2 separate regions of the Homo sapiens genome follow, and region 1 is linked to region 2. The links are chromatin loops, found by intact Hi-C in ENCODE. Cell type or tissue: heart right ventricle. All regions are shown on one strand. Each heading gives the region's core, and the rest is flanking DNA. Links, peaks and the distances in the headings are about the cores only.

The links. Hi-C counts contacts between places; a loop is a spot of excess contacts. Peaks named below come from ENCODE experiments on the same cell type or tissue, not always from the same donor. Only the 100,000 strongest peaks of a DNase experiment are listed, where the experiment ranks them.
Region 1: a loop joins it to region 2, with 6 times the contacts of the local background. A loop is called at or near these places in 1 of 110 quality-filtered maps.

The regions. Positions count from the first base shown.
Region 1 is chr3:43,417,676-43,428,077 of GRCh38, forward strand. All of the region lies in intron 12 of ANO10 (anoctamin 10), which reads right to left. Among named protein-coding and RNA genes, the nearest start is that of SNRK-AS1, 71 kb to the left of the region's middle. In heart right ventricle, for the core only: a CTCF peak has its summit at 8,876; DNase peaks (open chromatin) are centred at 1,067, 5,778 and 8,896; H3K27ac peaks cover 5,811 bases.
Region 2 is chr3:43,358,523-43,368,924 of GRCh38, forward strand. It overlaps ANO10 (anoctamin 10), which reads right to left. Exons shown (of 13, transcript NM_018075.5): 13 at 7,326-8,452. The coding sequence ends at 8,384. Among named protein-coding and RNA genes, the nearest start is that of SNRK-AS1, 12 kb to the left of the region's middle. In heart right ventricle, for the core only: no CTCF peak of the experiment used is centred there; DNase peaks (open chromatin) are centred at 5,267 and 5,629; H3K27ac peaks cover 6,324 bases.

The DNA of each region.
Region 1 (10,402 bases), core at 948-8,947, 59 kb after region 2:
TTATTTAAAGTCAAACATAAACTGCTATATTGCGACCTGACAGGTCTATTCTTATAGGCTGTGCGAGGATTAATAAAGATAGTGGACTGCTAGTGCTCTATCAATGGCAAAATTAAATAAATGTTAAATATTATATTTCAGGTCACATGGAGGTTCAATTCCATACATGTCTCACCAAGGCTCCCTCCCTCAGCTCTAAGCTTATAGTCTATGGTCTAAAGAGCCTCAAGGATGGTTCGATAACAGCAATGATATCAAAGTCCAAAGAATTGTCTTGGATGTTAAACTGGAGGTACTAAGGTGGTAAAGAATTGTAAGGAAGGCCGGGCGCAGTGGCTCACGCCTGTAATCCCAGCACTTTGGGAGGCTGAGGCAGGCGGATCACAAGGTCAGGAGTTAAAGACTGGCCTGAGCAACATGGTGAAACTCCATCTCTACTAAAAATAAAAAAATTAGATGGGGGTGGTGGCAGGTGCCTGTAATCCCAGCTACTCAGGAGGCTGAGGCAGGGGAATCGTCTGAAACTGGGAGGCAGAAGTTGCAGTGAGCCAAGACAGTGCCATTGCACTCCAGCCTGGGTGACAGGGCGAGACTGTCTCAAAACAAAAACCAAACCAAAACAAACAAACAAAGAATTGGAAGGAAAACTTAGCCAAAGGGCTAGATCTTTATTGGTTGTTACTTATGCAGGGAGAGGTAGCTAAGAGAACATGGGACTTTAGGGCCAGAGACCTGGGTGTACAGCATGGGCTTTTTCAAAGTGCTGAGGGTCTGATTTTAGACAAATCACATATCCTTCTTAGTGACCAATTTCCTTTTCTTTTTCCATTTTATTATACAAAAGTAGAGAGAATAATGAACCCCAACTTACTCATCACCTGGCTTCAACAATGATTAACTCATAGCCAAACAGTTCATCTGTCACCCAGCCTCCCTTCCTGGATTGTTGATGCATTGGTTATCTATTACTGCGTAACAAATTATCCCAAAACTTAGTGGCTTAGAACAAGCATTTATTATCTCACACTTCCTGTGCGTCAGGAATTTGGAAGCAGCTGGGTGGCTCTGGCTCAGAGTCTCTCACAAAGCTATAGTCAGGATGTAGGCAGGAACTGCAGTCATTCAAAGGCTTAGAGCTAAGGCTAAAGAAGGGAATGGCAATAGGTCCCTAAGCCAAAACTGGCCTACAGCCTGTTCGGTAAACAAAGTTTACTGGAACATAGCCACGCTCTTTCATTTACGTATGTCTAAGACTGCTTTTGCATTACAGCAGCAGAACTATTAGCTGTGATAGAGACTGGATGGCCCACGTGCCTAAAGTATTTATTATCTGGCCCTTTACAGAAAAAGTTTGCCAACTCCTAGCCCAGAGAATCTGTTTCCAAGATCACTTGCTCCCATGGTTGTTGGCAATAAGCCATGTTCCTAGTCCTGTAGGCTTCTACACTGGCTGGCTGAGTGTCCTCACAACATGGCAGCTAGCTTCGCAAGAGGAAGAGTGATTCAAGAGGGAGAAGGCAGAAGCCATCATGTTGTTTAATGACCTGGCCTCAGAAGAAACATAACGTCATTTCTACAGTATTCTACTGATCACACAGAAAAATCAAGATACAAAGTGGGAGAGGACTCCACAAGGGCATAAATACTAGGCAGCAGGGATCACTGTAGAACATCGTAGAAGCTGACAACAACAGCTGGAGATCCATTCCTTAATCTGTAAAGTCAGAATTCCTAAAAAGATCATTTCTATAGAATTTTTCAACTCTAACATTGGACAATTATATGATGCAGAGAACTTCTGATATATTTTTGTGTTTCAATCATAGATGTATTCAATTAGTATTTGTTGCATTTTTTTTTTTTTTTGAGATGGAGTCTTGCTCTGTTGCCCAGGCTGGAGTGTGATCTTGGCTCAATGCAACCTCCGCCTCCCGGGTTCAAGCAATTCTCCTGCCTCAGCCTCCTCAGTAGCTGGGACTACAGCTGTGCACCACCATGGCTGGCTAATTCTTTGTATTTTTGTAGAGATGGGGTTTCACCATGTTGGCCAGGCTGGTCTTGAACTCCTGACCTCAAACAATCCACCCACCTCGGCCTCCCAAAGTGCTGGGATGACAGGCGTGAGCTACTGCACCCAGCTGTTGCTGAATTTTAATATCTGTATTTTCATTTTGAGTTACATATGGGTTCACTATATTACTATTTATGTTCTCATAAGCATTATTTCTTTATGAAGTGATTATTTTCCTTTAGGTAGTATTTAAAAGAGTTCTTAAATCCAAACATTTCTTGTTTTCTACATTCTATTCTTAAGAGAAAGAAACAAATGAGCAAACATGTTGTTCTTAGGGCTTTACTTTAAAAGTCTAAATTTCCTAGCCTATCAATCACTAATATATTTCAGCCCAGTTTCTCTATGTTTATTACATAATATAATATTCAGTCATATTCTTGAGATCCTATAGCATTGGAAATCAAGTAAAAAATATGCTGGGCACAGTGGCTCACGCCAGTAATCCCAACACTTTGAGAGGCTGAGGAGGGTGGATTGCTTGAGCCCAGGAGTTTGAGACCAGCCTGGGCAACATGATGAAACCCTGTCTCTACAAAAAATACAAAAATTAGCCCTTCATGGTGGCGCACACCTGTAGTCCCAGATACTCAGGAGGCTGAGGTGTGAGGATAGCTTGAGCCCAGGAGGTGCAGGTTGCAGGTTGCAGTGAGCTGTGAACATGCTACTGTACTCCAGCCTGGGCAACAGAGCCAGACCCTGTCTCAAAAAAGAAAAAGAAAAACAAAAACAAAAAGCAAAAGCAAAGGAAAAAGACAAAGAAAAAGAAAAGGAAAAAGAAAGGAAAGGAAAGGAATACTGTTTGTTACAGTAAACAAAAAATTTCCTATTTTAGCAGTTTACTAGTAATTAAAAACAAAGTTTTTTTTTAAGTGTGGTTTCCTACACTTTTGGTGTAGGAAAGTATATTAAATATTTAATAATGGTTTCCTGAATCTAATACCCAACTATAACACACACAGGATAATTTCAAAGTCAAAGGATTAGCACTTAATAGTTGAAAAAAGGCACAAAGGGATGGGGCTTTGACCTTAATGATGTTCACTTAATTAATGACTATTTCATTCAACGATTATAAATCTACATTTCTGGAGTAATCCTGCTTCCAAAAAGCTTCTTGTCTGGTAGTCATAGACCAGTATCTTTAAATTCGATGATGCCAACAGTATAATCTTTTAAAAAGAATTGGCCAGGGGCCAAGCACGGTGGCTCACACCTGTAATCCCAGCACTTTGGGAGGCCAAAATGGATGCATCACTTGAGGTCAAGAGTTTGAGACCAGCCTGGCCAACATGGCGAAACCCTGTCTCTACTAAAAATACAAAAATTAGCTGGGCATGGAGGCACACACCTGTAGTCCCAGCTACTCGGGAGGCTGAGGTGGGAGAATTGCTTGAACCCAGGAGGTGGAAGTTGCAGGGAACCCAGATTGCGCCACCACACTCCAGGGTAGATGACAGAGCAAGACTGTCTCAAGAAAAGAACTGGCCAGGGCTGGGAGCGGTGGCTCACACTTGTAATCCCAGCACTTTGGAAGGCCAATGTGGGTGAATTGCTTGAGCTCAGAAGATCTAGACCAGCCTGGGGAACATGGTGAAACTTTGTTTCTACAAAAAATAAAAATAATAATTAGCTGGGCATGGTGGTGCACACCTATAGTCCTAGCTACTTGGGGGACTGAGGCAGGAAGATCATTTGAGCCTGGGAGGTCGAGGCTGCAGTGAGCATGCATTCCACTGCATTCCAGCCTGGGTGACAAAGTGACATCCTGTCTCAAAAAATAAAGAAAAGAAAAGAACTGGGCATGGTGGCTCATACCTGTAATCCCAGCACTTTAGGAGGCCCAGGTGGGCAGATCACTTGAGCCCAGGAGTTCGAAACCAGCCTGGGCAACATGGCAAGACCCTGTCTCTACTATAAATATACAGAAAAATACAAAATATTAGAGAGGTGTGGTGGCTAACACTGGTAGTTCCAGCTACTTGGTAGGCTGAGGAAGCAGGATTGTTTGAGCCTGGAAGGTCAAGGCTGTAGTGAGCTGTGATCGTGCCACTGCACTCCAGCCTGAGTGACGGAGTAAGACCATGTCTCCAAAAAAAAAAGTTTTTTTATTGTGGTAAAATACGTGTAACATAAAATCTCTACCTCCCTCTTCATAACTTTTTCATCTAACAGTATAATCTTTTAATTTCCTAAAATATTTAATAAAAAGTAAATAAATGGATACATAAGCCAATCCTAGGCATTTACCTGCAAAAGAAGAGCTGCTCTCCCATATGTTGACCATCATGGCAATGCAATTATTAATCTAATACAGAATATGAGATTGGAACTCTAACTTTAAAAAAGAATACATCTTTTTTGTTGTTGTTGCTATTGTTGTTTTTTGAGATGGAGTCTCGCTCTGTCGCCCAGGCTGGAGTGCAGTGGTGAGATCTCAGCTCATTGCAACCTCTGCCTCACGGGTTCAAGCGACTCTCCTGCCTCAGCCTCCTGAGTAGCTGGGATTACAGGTGCGTGCCACCATGCCCGGCTAATTTTTGTATTTTCAGTAGAGACGGGGTTTCACCATGTTGGTCAGGCTGGTCTCAAACTCCTGACCTTGTGGTCCGCCTGCCTCAGCCTCCCAAAGTGCTGGGATTACAGGTGTTAGCCACCGCGCCCACCCTTTTTTGTTGTTTTTAAATATAGTTTTAAGCATTCTGATATCTCTAGAATTTATTATGAGGCAAGTTTTTTCTTTACCAATGCAAATACATTTGAATGACATCTGTGAAAATGGTCCCAAGCACACAGCCATCACTTCTACAGCATAGTGGCCCCAAGGCCTTTCTCTGTGGAATGGACCTGTGCCTCCAGGCCCCCTCTTACCACATTGCTTCCAATCTATCAATGGGGTGACTTGAAAAATGGTAAATTTTATTCCATTTCACAGCCTATTCAGTAGTTTTCATAAGAAAAAATAAATCTGCCTATGATTTGGCCATGTTTCTCACATCTACGGGGAATATTAAGATATATAAATTTTACAGTTTGCTTAGCAAACCAATGAGATAAGTAGTCACTTACATACATTGTTTACTGAGGAAGACAACGATCAGAAGAGCTGTAGTTTTATTTTACTGTCTGGATGCCTCTGTGCACTTTAAAGAAATTTTTCTCTAGTGAAAACATAAAATACAGGAGGAAAAAGTCTACCCATCAGTGATAAAAGGAGGATTGCTCCAGAGCCTGAATTAGTTTTCTAGCTAACAAGTACAAGTGCAAAGTACAAACTATTTTAGAATTCTTTCTTGCGTGATTTGGGGTTATTTTACAATCTTGGGGAGCTACTCTTGTTACTGATGTCAATCACAGTCAGATTTTTTTTGGAAAAAAAAAAAAAAGGATTTGAGCTTTATCAAGGCAAGGTATGTGGTCCTTCTAAAGTGTCCACATACAATTCTTCAGAATGCATTCTCTTCCCCAGTGATCCCAGAAAGGCACATGACCTGTTTCCATTTCTGCCAGAGTATCTATTTTAAGACTCTTTTTTTTGTCCAAGGACATCATTTGTCCTTATTTATTTAATATATTGGCTTGTGAATTACATGTGAGTCAACAAACTCAGTTTGATTAAGTGGATATTTATTCAGAGTCTATTGGGCGCCAGGCCCTATGCTGGGTGAGGGGACTCAGCAGTGAGTGAGTCATCACCTGGCCCTCGGGGACCTCGCAGCTCACAAGGGAGACTGAAACAGAACAAACTATAGTGGGGCAAATGAACAGAAATGGGCACCAGGCTCCTGTTACACAATGGGAAGAAGGCTTTCTCCAGGAGGTGGGGTCTGTGAAGCTGACTGCAGAGGGCAGGTATACTGGTGGTCAGAGTTACAAAGTAGGAGTGCTTGGGAATCTTGCTAGACCCAAAAGGTGCAAAGGAGCCAGTATTTATTTGTGCATTAATCATCTTTAAAGGAGGTTATCATTTTATCAATTGGAGAGAAATTTACTGTGCAAAAAATTACCTGCAAATGGCTAACAGACCCTACCGTGGAGAGCTGTTCTGAAGAGACACTGGCACATGCAAAAGGTTTAGAACAGTGCCTGGCTCATGTTCTCACACACTACATGTCAGCTGTTACTACCTCATTGTTATTACAGCCCAGCTGTGTTAGGTCATGAAAATAGGTGGGATTGCCACAAAGGTAGAATTCTGACTCTCCAGGCAAATCTGATGTTACGGTACCATTTTATCCTAGAATTCCTTGCTGGGTTCACCCAGCGAATGCATGAGTTGGTCCTCCTCCTCCCTCATCATCCTCATTCCCCCAACACACTGCTCCATAATGGGTCTTACTCACATTGCCTCATTCCAGCCTCATTCTGACTTTGCCCCATTTGAGTGTTGGGGGGACTCTAATACAGGAAGGTCAAGTCACTTCTCTGCAGCTACACAGGGCTGAAACCTCCTTTGCAAAAATCGTTGCAGTGAGAAAGTTATGACACTGAAAGGGATCTGATCTAACCAACTCCATCTTGCTTCCAACCTCTAAGCTAGCTGCCCTTGCTCATTCCTAGGCAAAGGCCGAACTAACTTTGGAAGAAACTTAGTTTATAGTTTAACTTTGAAACAAAGATGATTAACAGTCCTTTCCTGAAACAAACTCCTTTCTTGCCTGGGAGCCAGACCACCTTTATAAAACTAACAAATTAGCCACAAGACTTGCAACTTCCCCAGTTACTCCTGCAGATAACATGTAGAATCTAAGATCGGTCTTTTAAAATCTCTTTTCCAGTTTTTGCATTTCTGAGGACTGATGGCTCCACCAGATTCACCAACCAGTCCTGTGGCCCTCACCCAGGAACTGACTCAGCTGAAGAAGACAGCTTTGACTCACTGTGATTTCACCTCTGATCCAATTAGTCGGTACTCCCCATTCCCTGGCCCCCTACCCACCAAACTATCCTTGAAAAACTCTAGTCTGAATTTTTGGGGAGACTGATTTGAGTAATAATAAAACTGCTCTCATGTTCAACCTGCTCTGCATGAATTAAACTAGTTCTCTAGTGCAATTCTCCTGTCTTGATAAATTGGCTCTATCTGGGCAGCGGGCGAAATGAACCCTTTGGGTGGTGACAGGGCTGGAAGACAAACCTTCCAGTGAAAGAAGAAAGGGAGAGGCAGGCTCAGACAGGCCACCCAAATGATAGATATACCATAAACTTTGGTACTTTTTACTGGGCCTAGACCTGACTTGGGGCCCCAGGAAGTAGACCACCCCTTCCTAAGGACTGTGGCTATTGGCTTTGTTAGAGGCTAATTCTGTATTTGGATTTAACATTTCATTCTGAACTAGATGTTAGCAGATTAATATGTGATTACCTATTCAATAGTCAAATACTTTAGCACCTTAATTCTAGGCTGTAAAATTTTACAGTTTCCATTAAAAATGCTTATGTATTTACTGTAACTTTTTTTTTTTTTTTTTTTTTAAATAGAGATGAGGTCTTGCCATGTTGCCCAGGCTGGTCTCAAGCTATCTGTCTGCCTTGGTCTCCTAAAGTGCTAGGATTACAGACATGAGCCACTGTGCCCAGCCTCTATTTACCTTAACTTGAGAGCACAAATGGAGCGGGGGGAAGAAGTTCAGAAGTTCTTACGAAATGTTGAAAAAAACCTATTAAATTAGGTTAATATTTAACCTAATTTAACACTGAATACTTAAATATAAACCAAAAATAAAATCCTAAGCTGCTCAACTAACAGAACGGACCCCCTCCCCTGGGCCAAAGGGACCTCAGAGAATCCTGGAAAGCTGAATTCTCAGCCATGACAGGGAGGTTGGCAGGCCTCATTATACATTCTCCCTTTTGGAGTTTAGGTACAAATGACTACCACCAGCATTAACATTAAAATAGAGATCATTAGACTGTCAAAACAGACCCTTTGTGGCAGTAAGATAACAAATTGCAACCTGGCTGCAGTACAGCATCACATGACAGATAGCAGACCCCAAAGGAAATCAAATATTTTACCCCACAATATATTTCTTTGACGTATTTTGAAATGGTTCCACAATACTATCTCTTGTGGGGGAAATCTGCGTCTGTAGAGAATATCCATTAATACAGCCAGTCCTTTCCTGGATCTAGGAGAGATGAACCAAGAGTCTGATACCTCTTAAGGTCTGAAGAAACATTTACCATGTATCCCCTCTGAAGGGTGCTACCATCTACCCAACAAGAACCTTGGCTTCCACAAACCCCTTTATCTTAACTCAGGCATTTCCTTCTACTGCCTCCAGGTCTTTAGACAAAGCTTGACTCTTTCAACCAATTGCCAATTTGAATCCACCTATGACCTGTAAGCCCATCCCTCCCCCGCCTCCACACCTTTCACATCGCATCAATGTATACCTCACATGTATTTATTTATGTCTTTCTCTGTAACTTCTGTCTCCCTAAAATGCATAATGAAACCAAACTGTAACGTGACTGCCTTGGGCACTTTCTCAGGACCTCGAGACTGTTCCCTGGGACTATGGTCACTCATATTGGCTTAGAATAAACCTCTTTAAATATCTTACAGAGTTTGGTTTTTCCATTAACATAAATTAATTTAAATACACTTAACTCTAAAAAACAAAGACATTATTTGATAAGGCCTGGCCCAGTTGGCCTGTCTAGTTAAGGGTCCTACACCTAATTTGAGGCCCCTGAGAGCTATAATTAGTAGTGTCTCCTTAAAGTCCTTCTCTTGTTCATTTAACTGATTCCTGAGGCTGTTTTCTTTCTCAAAGGCTCTAGGCAGCCAGCCCTGCTCCCTGGCTTCTGTGTGTTCTGGGCTCCCAGGAGGGCTGACTGCCCAGAAGCAGGTTAAGTGGATGTTGTCCTTGTGCTCCAGGCCACGGAGTTATCAAATGGTTCCTGCATTAGAATCCTTTCTATTTTTAATTGGATCTTAAAATGACTGAGAGATGAATAAATCAATTTGAAGAGAAATAAAAGGGCATCACTAGGATGATATTTACTGTCTACAATTCTTTGTAAAGGTTTCAGCCAAATAAAGCCTAATCATTTGAAAATGCCCTATGCAAAGTAAACTATTTTATTTTCCTCAGTTTGCCTCCCACCTTCAAGTATGTCTAATTTGCCTATATATTTAGAAACACACATAGCTTCCTATTTGTACCAAAAAAGATCTGTTTTCAGTACATTTCCTTCCCACATTCATTTCAGCAATCCACCACCACTCCTCCTGTCACAAGCTGAGAAGAATAACTGAATCCACAGAGCATGTCTCCAAATGGGATCCAAGGACCCTGAATTAGAATCACTTGATGTGCTGGTTTAAAAAGGAGATTTCTTGGGCCTTCCCATAGACTGGGGAATCCAGTCTTTCATTTTATGAAAAAAAAATATATAAAAATAAAAAACTGAGGTGCGAAGAGGCCACCTGACTTGTCCACAGGTGGCACAAGGTGGCCTCAAACTTGCTTGTTCTTGGCACTCACCTGGCCATGCTTGGGAATCTATTTTTGCTGGGGGGTGGGGATTGATAAAAGTGGGGTGGAGACACAGGAGCATTTTAAAAAAAATGTAAGTCCCTGGGCGCCACCTTCGATTTAGGGAAGAAGAATCTTCAGGGCATAGGGTCTAAGTACATGTGTTTTTCACAAGGGTTTACATGTAAAATGCACAACCCTATTTAAGGACTGTCAAATTTCTCAATCATATTTTGCCCATAAAATGAGACTTGAGTTGAAAAGTAGCAATTAAGGTATAAATTAAACATAATAACTATCCATAAGTAATAATTTCTACTGATAAGCTTACTATCAATATCTGGTCACTTAATAGTGAGACTTCACCCAAATATGTTTTCAATAACTCAATTTCTGATCTGGTCCCACAAACTGACCAGGTTACCTGACAGAAGCTCTCTCTGCTTTTGTTACGTGGGAGGAGCCCAGTGAGTTGAGGCTACTCATAGTTACAAAGCAGATAGTTAAATGTCAGATTAAAGAAAAATGAGAAATCTATTCTCCATCCTAGAAATGGCACTAGTTCAGCAAGTGAACTGAAGTCATGGCCAGTTAATTTTTTGAGTTTCTGAAAAGGAGGTAACCTTTTGTACCTTATAGGACCTCCTGGGCAGTGAGACTAAACAGGAATTGTGATGAAAATGTTTGTCTCTCCTGGTTGGTGGCATAAACTTGGGTGGCCCATGTAGCAGTGTCAACCATGCAGCAAAGCCTTGAGTCAGCAAAAGAGAGTGAGAGGCGGTTGTTACATACGATATCTTTGGTCCAACTTTTACCCTGAACCTTTTTTTTTTTGAGACAGAGT
Region 2 (10,402 bases), core at 762-8,761:
AACCTAAATGCCCATCAATGATAGACTGGATAAAGAAAATGTGGTACATATACACCATGGAATACTACACAGCCATAAAGAAGAACAAGATCTTGTCTTTTGCTGCAATATGCATAGAGCTGGAGGCTGTTATCCTTAGCAAACTAACACAGGAACAGAAAACCAAATACCACAAGTCCTCACTTATAAGTGGGAGCTAAATGATGAGAACACATGGACACATAGAAGGGAACAACAGACACTGAGGCCTACCTGAAGGTGAAGGGTGGGATGAGGGAGAGGACAGGAAAAATAATAGATACTAGGCTTAATACCTGGGTGATGAAATAATCTGTACAACAAACCTCCATGACACCAGTTTTACCTATATGAGAAACCTGCACATGTACCTCTGAACTTAAAAGTTGAAAAATAAAATAAAATTTTGTTGTTGTTGTTGTTGACAGAGTCTCACTCTGCCAGGCTGGAGTGTGGTGGCACGATCTCAGCTCACTGCAATCTCCACCTCCTGGGCTCAAGTGATTCTCCCACCTCAGTCTCCTGAGTAGCTGGGAATACAGGCGTGCACCACCACACCCGGCTAATTTTTGTATTTTTAGTAAAGACGGGGTTTCACTATGTTGCCCAGGCTGGTATTGAACTCCTGACCTCAGGTGATCCACCCGCCTCTGCCTCTGAAAGTGCTGGAATTACAGGTGTGAGCCACTGCACCCAGCCTAAGATAAAATTCTTAATAATGTTTGAAAAAGGGCATTGCATTTTCATTTTGCACCTGTGGGTTCTGCACCTGGCCAAGGGATTCCTTTGTAGCTCTGTGCTCTGCAAGTATTGAGGAATGCTCTCACCCTTGAGAATGGGAGACTTTGGTGAGAGCTTAGGCCCAGAGAAGGCAGCAAAGGCCCGAGACAGAAGCCCAGGGACCACTCAAATGTGGAGGTGGGGAGTGAAGCCAGAGAGTGGGACACCAGCAGGTGAGCCTGAGAATTCTCATAAAGGCTGTGCAGCCTGTGAGCCAGAGGTCACCCTGAGGCCAAGGGGAATTTTAAAAAAACCTAGGAGTAGGTACTGTGGGGGCCTCTCTGGAAGTGTGAGGAGAGAGGTGGTTAGAACACAGGTGGGCACTCAAGAATGGAATGGAGGGTCTTGGAAATGGGAATTCTTTCCCTCTTAGCTACACTGCTCCTGCCCCTGGCTCTGCCTGGACACCTTCCCTTCCACAGCTCTCTCTAGCTCACCCATGCTGCTCTCAACCCGAAATTCTCGTTGCCTGTCCACTGACTCATGACTTGTGTGCCACGAAAAGAGTCTCAGAGGAGGGCCGGGCATGGTGGCTCATGCCTGTAATCCTAGCACTTTGGGAGGCCGAGGCGGGCCGATCACCTTAGGTCAGGGGTTCGAGACCAGCCTGGCTAATACGGTGAAACCCTGTCTCTACTAAAAATACAAAAATTAGCTGGGTGTGGTGGCAGGCGCCTGTAATGCCAACTACTTGGGAGGCTGAGGCAGGAGAATTGCTTGAACCCAGGAGGCGAAGGTTGCAGTGAGCCAAGATTGCACCACTGCATTCCAGCCTGGGCAACAGAGCAAGACTCCATCTAAAAAAAAAAAGACTGGGCACAGTGGCTCACGCCTGTAATCCCAGCACTTTGGGAGGCGGAGGCGGGTGGATCACGAGGTCAGATCAAAACCATCCTGGCTAACATGGTGAAACCCTGTCTCTACTAAAAAATAGAAAAAATTAGCCAGGCGTGGTGGCAGGCATCTGTAGTCCCAGCTACTCAGGAGGCTGACGCAGGAGAATGGCGCGAACCCAGGAGGCGGAGCTTGCAGTGAGCTGAGATCGTGCCACTGCACTCCAGCCTGGGCGACAGAGGGAGACTCCGTCTCAAAAAAAAAAAAAAAAAAAGTGTTTGGGCAAAAGAGGCATGGTGTGTGAACCTCTTCTCAAAGGCAGACTTCAGAGGCTTAAAAGCCAGAGAATGCAGAATTGTTATTTTGATGGAACCCCACAGAAAGGGATGGGCAGGGCAGGCTGTTGTTTGCATTTCATTTGCAGGGGGCAATGAGGCTCAGAAAAGAGTCTTGGCCAGGGATGCACTGTTTACCTGATCCTGGAGCCCACTCCTCAGGCTGCCCAGCTGGGTGGGGAGAGGTGTGAGAAGATGGCACTATCTCAACTTTGCCTTTGACCTTCTGGTAACAGAGGGCTGAGGAAAGCAATATTAAGGCAATTGACTATAGGAGTCCACTTTATACCACACTCAAGCTGTTGCATAACAGCATAACACATGTATATGCATCTTGTTACCTTTCTAACACCTGAACAAGTCAAAATTCCGTGACACATCTGGTCCTAAGAGATTGTAGGCATGTAGATGAAACTAGGTGAAGCCACTTCTTACACCTCATGATGAGGAACCATTCAGATTCAGGGGCTAAGACCTGGGCTCACAACATTTCCCAAAGAATTCCAGCTCTAGGTAGCTTCCCTGGTCTGGGTGGCCATTCCCTGGGACCAGCTGTCTGAGAGGAAATTGGAACTAGGCAAGAAGTGCCTCTCAGTCCCTAAGATGCCTTCTGTCCATTAGGAATCAATGTCATCAACATGTTTGTGCAAGAATTGCAGCAAAATCCTGCATCAGTGGACGTATTTTAGGTGGAGGCCTGCCACGTCACTGGATTCAGATTATTACTGCAAATCCCAGCCTGCATTCTTCCTTCTGTTGTGGTGCAAATGCCAGCAGCTACAGAGCCATTTATAGCTGGAGAGCAGCTCCTGCAGCAAACGGCTTACAAGGGCACCATGACCAGGCAGGCCACCCCAGTATGGTGGCAGAAGGGCGGGCAAGTCCCAGAAAACAGTCGTTTGTGCCACACTATTGCCCTCCCTGTCTTTATTGACCCCACTTGCTAGGACAAACTCTGGGTGCCAGTTTGTGGCCTTGTGTTCTGGGAAGGGGAGGTAGAGGTGACGGTGAGTTGCTCTTCAGTCTCCCTTAGGATGGAGACACCTTTGGTTTCTGTTTTCTGAGCCGGACAGTTATGTAAAGGGAGGTACATATCCACGTATCCACGTCTACCCTACTGTTGCCCTTCTGGTTAATTTTTCAGAAATATACAGTGATTTTCCTTGTATTGAGCACACATTAATTTGATGATTTGGCCAGAAGCTCTTCACACCTCAGCTGGTTGCCCAGGCCTGGGCCTTGGGAGACTTGGGGGTGCGTTTTCCTTTCTCCCACAGAGGGTCAGCTGGCCTGGATTTATTGAAGCTCTGCCTCCACTTCTTGCAGTGACTGCATCTATCCACCCCCTGGGCCGTGGGACTCTCCGGTGAAAACAGGAGGTAATAATGGGTGGGTGGGAATAATACAAGGGAAGGAGCCTCATAATCCATGTGCTCTGTGCCACTGTTTTCCCCTTTCACTGAAGAAATTCACCAGCACTATAAGATCTATCGAGGAGGCCACCTTTCTTGAGCCAAATGCAATCAGCGTGATCTGTGCCACAAACTTAGGGGACAAACTTCATCAGACCTCTCTTGTCTATCATGTGAGGCCCCCACATACCAATCAGCAGGAAGTCAAGGGTCTCCTCCCTGCTGAGTGGAGATTGCTGCCAACTCTGAATTGCCCAAGAATCTCCAAGGCTTACAGAGGATGGTGGGAGATGTCAGTCATCTAACGCCAGGTGGGGAAGAAACTGGTCTCTTGGGTCCCATACCTTGTTGCTCCTTTCTGTCCTGGATCCTGTTCAGGCCCAGGATGCTTGTGGCTCTAGATCCCTGGCAGCCCCATAGAAGCACCCCAGACCTGCCCCCATGGTGGCAAGTTGGCAGGGAAGGAGGCTGGCTCTGCAGGGGCCTTTAGCATCAGCTGCTCTTGGGCAGAAACCAGCAAGGCTCTTTAACCTGCTGTGGTTCTCGGATTTCAGCGTGCAACAGCATCCAATGCAAGCATTGTTAAAGATACAGATTCCTGGGCCAAACCATCACCATGTGGCTTCTCAGGCCTGGGTGGTGGCACTGGGCATCTGCATGGAACAAGGTCTAGGCGATGCTCTCCCAAGGTCTGTGGCCACACTCAGAGGAACGTGAGGCCCTGTTGCTGAGCCTGGCTCCAGCCACAAGGCCTTGATTTCAGGCTCCCTGCCCACCCTGGTGCAGGCCTTGACTGGGGCCCTGGGCTAGCGAACAAGACCTCCTAACTTTGACTCCTGGAGAGTTAGGAAGCGGCTCCCCACACCCTTCCACGGTGCCTACCTGACTGGTTCCCTTCCCAGGACCAGGAAAAGCATCTTCCTTCTCAAGTGGCTGTGGCCCATCTTGTGGTCGGGACAGAAGGGTGTTCCCAAGCCTGAGGACACAGCTCCCCTGGCTGTGTCCTGTTGGGCTTCCAGAGGTGCTGGAGGCTCCAGGTTCTGTCAGGTCCCTTGGATGGGGCGTAGAGGGCATGCAGGGAGGCCTGGAGCCTGGCAACCCTGTAGACTCAGCTACTGGCAAGAAGTTCACCAAGGCCCACACTGTCTGGCTGTTTATCAAGGCACTGGCCAGGCACTGTCCTTGCAGGGTCATGGGGTTCTTAAAACTTAGTAAGGACCAGTCTGGACCCTTCGGTCCTCAGTGTGTGGCCTTCGGCCTTCCTTCTTCCTGTTGCTACTTTTGTGCTGGAAGAAGGGCAGGAGCCACAGGGTTTGAGGCTGGGAACACGGGTCTCAGGTGCCGGGCAGAGCCTGTGTGGAAGCGGGGCTTGGCACAGATGGCAAAGGACAGATGTGGGTGGACATGGGCTGTGGAGAAATCACTTGAACCCTGCAAGCCTCAGGGTTCCTTTATTAAATGGGGACAACGTGAGGCAACAGTGACCCAGAGGGCTCTTGGCCATCCAGCTTTGCTGCAGGGCTGGTTGGCCATGAGCATTCGCTTCTTATTTGCTAGTGAAGCTGCTAAAATAAAGATTTGTTCTCAAGTCTGAGCTTTTGAGCTGCTGATGGGGAGTTTGGCAGTGTGGCCACCATGAGGGGGAAGGGTCCACTGCCTGATCCCCCTGCCCGGAGGCTGCAGCCCTGGGATGCTCTGGGGTTTCTGTTGGCCTCTGTGTGGGGCTTTAGTGCACTGGAGAGTGAGAGGAGCCGCCTGTGTGGAGTGGGACAGCCCTCCCCCATGGGGAGGGCACCTAGGAAATGTCACCAGCACAGGGCTCAACACGGTCTGCGCTGGTTGTGTGAAAGAGAAGAGTTGGGCTGTGAAGTGAATTGGGCCTGCGGCCAAACCCCCACTGGGGTCAAGTCCCAGTGACAATCTGTGGGACTTGGAGACAGCCTGTATCTCATGGCTTGAGGGAGGCAGGTTAGGGATGCATGCGACAGTCACGACCTCCCTGGCCACTTTTGAGGTGAGGCAGGAGCGCTCGGGCAGGGCTGTCTGCGCAGATACCGCAGGAGCCGCGGGGCACCTAGAGCCCGTCTGAGCAACTTGCAGGGGCGGGGGGCTCCCTGGGAACCCTTCTCCGAGGTCGCAGGTGGAACGGGCTTGCGCGTGAGAACGGGGCCTGGGCTTAACTCACTGGGGCCTCCCCCGGGTGGCCGAGGTTCTTTTCCCACGCCCTGCCCGACAGCTGCTCTCCAGCTGTCCTCCTTGGAAGCTGTCCAGTGCCGGGAGAGCTCTGGGCCTGGGATCCAAATACCTGGGTTCAGTCTCCTGTGGTTCCCTGGCGTGGGCCTCCCTCCTCTAAGCCATGAGGAGTTTGGACCCGGGTTCCGAAGCCTTTCCTACCTGCCCCTGTCCGTCCCTCAGGGGCCGCTGCAGTCTCAGCCTCCTGACTCTTGGCTGCTCTGTCTCTGGGCACTTTTCTTGGCCGGGCGCGGGGCTGGTACCTCCCAGCTCTTGGAAGCCATGGAGGAAGGCGGGCTGGAACCGTCGGGCGGGGGGCGGGGGGCGGGGGGAGTTCACCCTCTGGAGTCCTCAGGGGTGTCGGGGGAACTGGGTGGTCAAAGTGGGGAGGTTCTCTTGGGTAGGGTCACCAGGGGCCCCTAAGGCAGCACCGCCAGGGAGGGTGGGCCCGCAAGAGGCTCGTGGGGGGCGTGGTGGGGTTGGATCTGAGGCTGAGGTGAGGCCAGCAACGAGAGAACAGTGGGCGAGCCAGTGGCCAGAAGGGCTGGGGGATGAAGTGAGGTGCAGGGAAGGGGGTCCCCCAGGGTTCCAGGCGGGGACCGTGACCGCAGGGAATGGCTGTGTGAGGCCAGGGTGTGGGTGGGACGGCATCGGCCTAGATGTCTTCCTCAGTCCAACTTAGATGCGAGGGAGCTATAGAATGTGAAGCAGCAGACACGCTGTTCCTCTACCCCTACTCTTCCAACTATGCCATTGAGTCCTGAGCACCTGCGGCGTGCCAGATGGCACCCACGACAGGCCGGGGGATACAGAAGAGGAACTCGCCACAGCTCCAGCCAGCTAGAGCCTAGCAAACCGCGGCAACCTCCCCGTCCTGCCAATATCCCTTTTGACACAACCCAATTGGTTCCACATCCACCCTCCCCCGTGGCCTTGTGCCTGAGGTCTGGCCCCATTGGAGGGTCCCGTTCTCCCCTGTGCAGTGACTGGCTAAGGCTTAGTTAAGTGGTGTAGTTGTGCCCAATCAGACGCTGAGGAAGGGCAGATGGGCGGCTTCTGGGAAGGGCACAGTCACAGTGCTGGGAGGAGGCTACCTGGCTCTGCGGCACTGCAGGTGGCAAGTGATTTGGTGGCTTCACGTTCCGGGAATCCAGGACCCACTGGTTCACAACCAATTGCATTCATGCGACTGACTCCCAAAGCCGGGCTCTGGGGGATAGGGGGACACTAAGAGCTGGTGCCAAGAGCGCCATTTCAACCCTCTCCTTTCCCAGCAAACAGGCGCCCAGGCTGAAATGGAGTAAAGATCCTGGGTCTCAAGACTCAGGCCTATATTGGTGGCTGCCATTCACTGACATTTCCAAACATGAGCCTGTTCTAGAAACTGTCTGTCAAACACTGAACAACCGCCGAATAACAAGGCCCTGGAGTGGCTCATCCCATGTAAGGGCAGGGACAAAGCTCACTGACATGTGTCCACTCTGTAAAACAGAATGGGCTCACGGGACCAACACAAACACCCATGAAGGGGCAGACAGGGAGAGTCGGGACCTCCAAAGACAAGTGGTGCTTGAATTGGCTTGAGGAGGCTGCCCCATCTCTGAGGTGGAGGAGGGATCAAGATGCCCGACTCCTGAGGTGAGGGAAACAGGCCTCTGCCAACCAGGAAGCATGGCGGCCCTCCCCGCTCTTCACCTTCTCACCTTCTCCGGGTGGGCCAGGGCATCTGCTGCTGTCCGAGTGGAGGTGCCCACGGGTCTGTAGTGTCTTGGCTACAGCAGGACGGCCAGCGCTGGTGGGAAGGGCTGTATACGTGGGCAGCACTGGCCTACATGGCATTCTTGTGCCTGTGAATGCAGGGCAGTCCATGGACACAGCTAGGGAGGTGGGCAGCACCACTGGGCAAGGAGGGCCCTTTTCTCTGCAAGCCCAAGCCCAGGCCAGGGCACCAGGAGTGGCTGCTGGCCCTTGGCTTGGCACCATGGGTACACCCTGCATGTGAAAGCAGCCCTAGTGTCCCTGTAGGTGGGCACCACCAGCAGCAGTTCTCAAAAATGGCCCAGCCTTCAGCTACAAGCTTTGGTGCCTGGCCTCCAGCCAAGCCCCTCACCCTGGGCTCCTGATCTCACCGCTCCACCTTCAGTGACCTCACCAAGTGCTTCAGAAAAGGGAAGCCCATTGCGGTACCTATGTAGGCAGAAGGAGTCAGAGAGGTTGCCTTTAATAGCTCAGTTACTATTGTTTATGTTGATAAAGGGTCTGTTAATGTATTGCAAAAGAGAACCAGGAAAGAGGTCCAGTGTGGGAAGCACTGCCTTACTGTACCCCGCTCACTCTCAACTGAGGCTCCTGTGATGAGCACAGTGGGCACACACCCCATCCCCAACCTGTCCACGGGTCCCTGGGCCATGGTGGGGTTGGGAGTGACACTGCTATGAGGGGAACGTGGAGAGCTGGTGGCTCACTCATGGTGAGAGGCTCAAGGGCGGCAGTGGCTCTGCAGCAAAGTTGGCAGCTGGAGCAGCGTGTGGGGCCCGGGAAGGAACTGGGAAGGAGCAGACAGGGTGGGGCTGGGGGAACTGCCAAGGATCCCGAGCCAAGCCACTGCGAAACTGAGAAGGGTGCTTGCCACATGGGAGCCACTTCGTTTGGCTAAGCATTGGGTCTGGGTTCAGGAGCCACGATGCTGCCCCGGGTACCCCCCCTGCCACCGTGGCAGGTGTGGCACAGACACAGGCCTCTGCCAACAGGGCAGCTGGGCACGCTGGGCACTCAGGTTGCCTTCTCCTTCCCGCTTTCCATTGGTTCCTCCTTCAGGTTCTCGGTCACGAGCTTCATTTGCTGTTAAGAGAAAACAGGACACCAGGTGAGCCACAGAAGCCTAAGTAGTGGCCGAGGCCTCTGCTCTCTGTGGAAGCCTGGCCAGCGGCTTTGACCCCAGGGAAGTGGTGACTCTGATGCTGCCTGCAGCTTCCTGCAAGTCCCTGGGTCTGACTCTGAGGAGATGGGAGACAGTTGGTGTGGTGGAAATGCAATGTCGCACTGTGTGAGCCCAGACCAGCAGGGATTTTAAGGACACTGAAATGAGAAGCAGCTGGCGTCTCCTCCTCCCTGGATGGCCAGGATGAGGGGAATAGGCGGACAGGGCCTGAGAGAGGACGGGGCACAGGCTTGGGACCAAGTGCTTGCTTTGCCCCTGTGCTTTGAGCGACCCTGGCAGTTTGACCTCACTGAGCCGGAGTTTCCAAATCTGCAGTGAGAGCAATAGTGCCTATTTTGCAGGGTGGCTGCAAGTATTGTTGTCCATGAAGTCCCTGGCACAGAACAGATGCCCCAAATCATCAGATGTTTCTCACCAGCCTTTTGTCCCTAGTACAGCCACAGGACTTACACTCACCCCTCCGCCCCCATCCTCACTGGGAACAACCCATGAAGTCTCTGTGAGGGTGACGTCAAGATAGAGGTGCCCTCCTCGAGGGCAGGATGGGAGACTTCCAGGGAGGTGTCAGAAGGGAGAGCCTGTTCCCACAAGTCAGGCAGCGGCGTAGGGGACAGTTCTGCTGCTCCTACCTTCCCCTACCCCAGCCCTGAAGCTCCCAGTCACTTCGGTTTTATGGCTAGAAAACACCACTACAGCTCTGCCCTATTCGTTGAATAAATGAATAACTATAATACTGTGGAAGTTGGCTTCAAACAGATTTTTGATAACAGTGATTCACCTATGGAAAAACAAAACTCTGAGCGCAAACATGGCTGGTACCCCCAGTACCTGGCTACTCATCTTGAGAGCCCCAAGTGCCACCCAGGGCTGGAAGCAATACCATGCTCCCTGTGGCTTTCAGTGGGAGAAGCCCCTTTCACAGACTGTCAATCAAAAGTCCTTGTCTGCTGCTTTAATTTACCCTCCTAAGGATCCTTTAGATCTGCAGCACCTCAGGAAGGTGCTCTCAACTCCTGACCATTCTCATGTTTTCTGAGCCTGGCCTGTCTCCCACAGGGCGGCTCATGATGGCTCCTGGAAGCTGAGCCCTCTGCATTTGGCTTGGGGAGGGGACTGGCTGGCCCTTTCTTATCCAGGTCTAAGCAGGGCTTAGGAGATGGCTTTTGATGAGAAAGGGGGCTACGGAGAGTCAAGGTGACCAGTTTACCTGCGGTGGGGGTAAGAGGGTTCTTTCTGCAGGGGCCACAGCATTTCAGTAGGCCTGGAGTAGGGGGTAGACACACAAGTTAACACTGGCCCAGGGACATGCCCTGTCCAAATGACCCACCACTGCAAGATTTCTATAACCTTCATCCTGCCAGGGGGATAGAGATGGTTTAATAGTTCACAAACCTAGAAAGGCTGAACTGCTAGGCACTGTAAAAGTCTCCCCAGAGTTTTTTGCATCTGCTACCTCTTCCATTACTAACATTTCAGGTCTTCCCACAAGCCCATGCTGTTAACTACAGATATAAAATATCACCATAAATAAAAACTGTAATATTTCAGCCCAGGTTCACTGCAGACTCTTCTAGCTGTTATCATTTAATACTTGTAAGACTTTTAAAATGTCTTTTTTTTTTTTTTTCAAGAGCCAGGGTCTCACTTTGTTGCCCAGGCTGGAGTGCAGAGGCGTGATCACACTGCAACCTCGAACTCCTGGGCTCAAGGGATCCTCCTGCCTCAATTTCCCAAGTAGCTGGGACTACGGGCATGAGCCACTGTGTGCGGTAAATTTAACTAAACTAAAACAATAATGAAGACAGAACATTCCCCAGCTTGTCACGGAATCTTGCAGCCACATTTCCCTG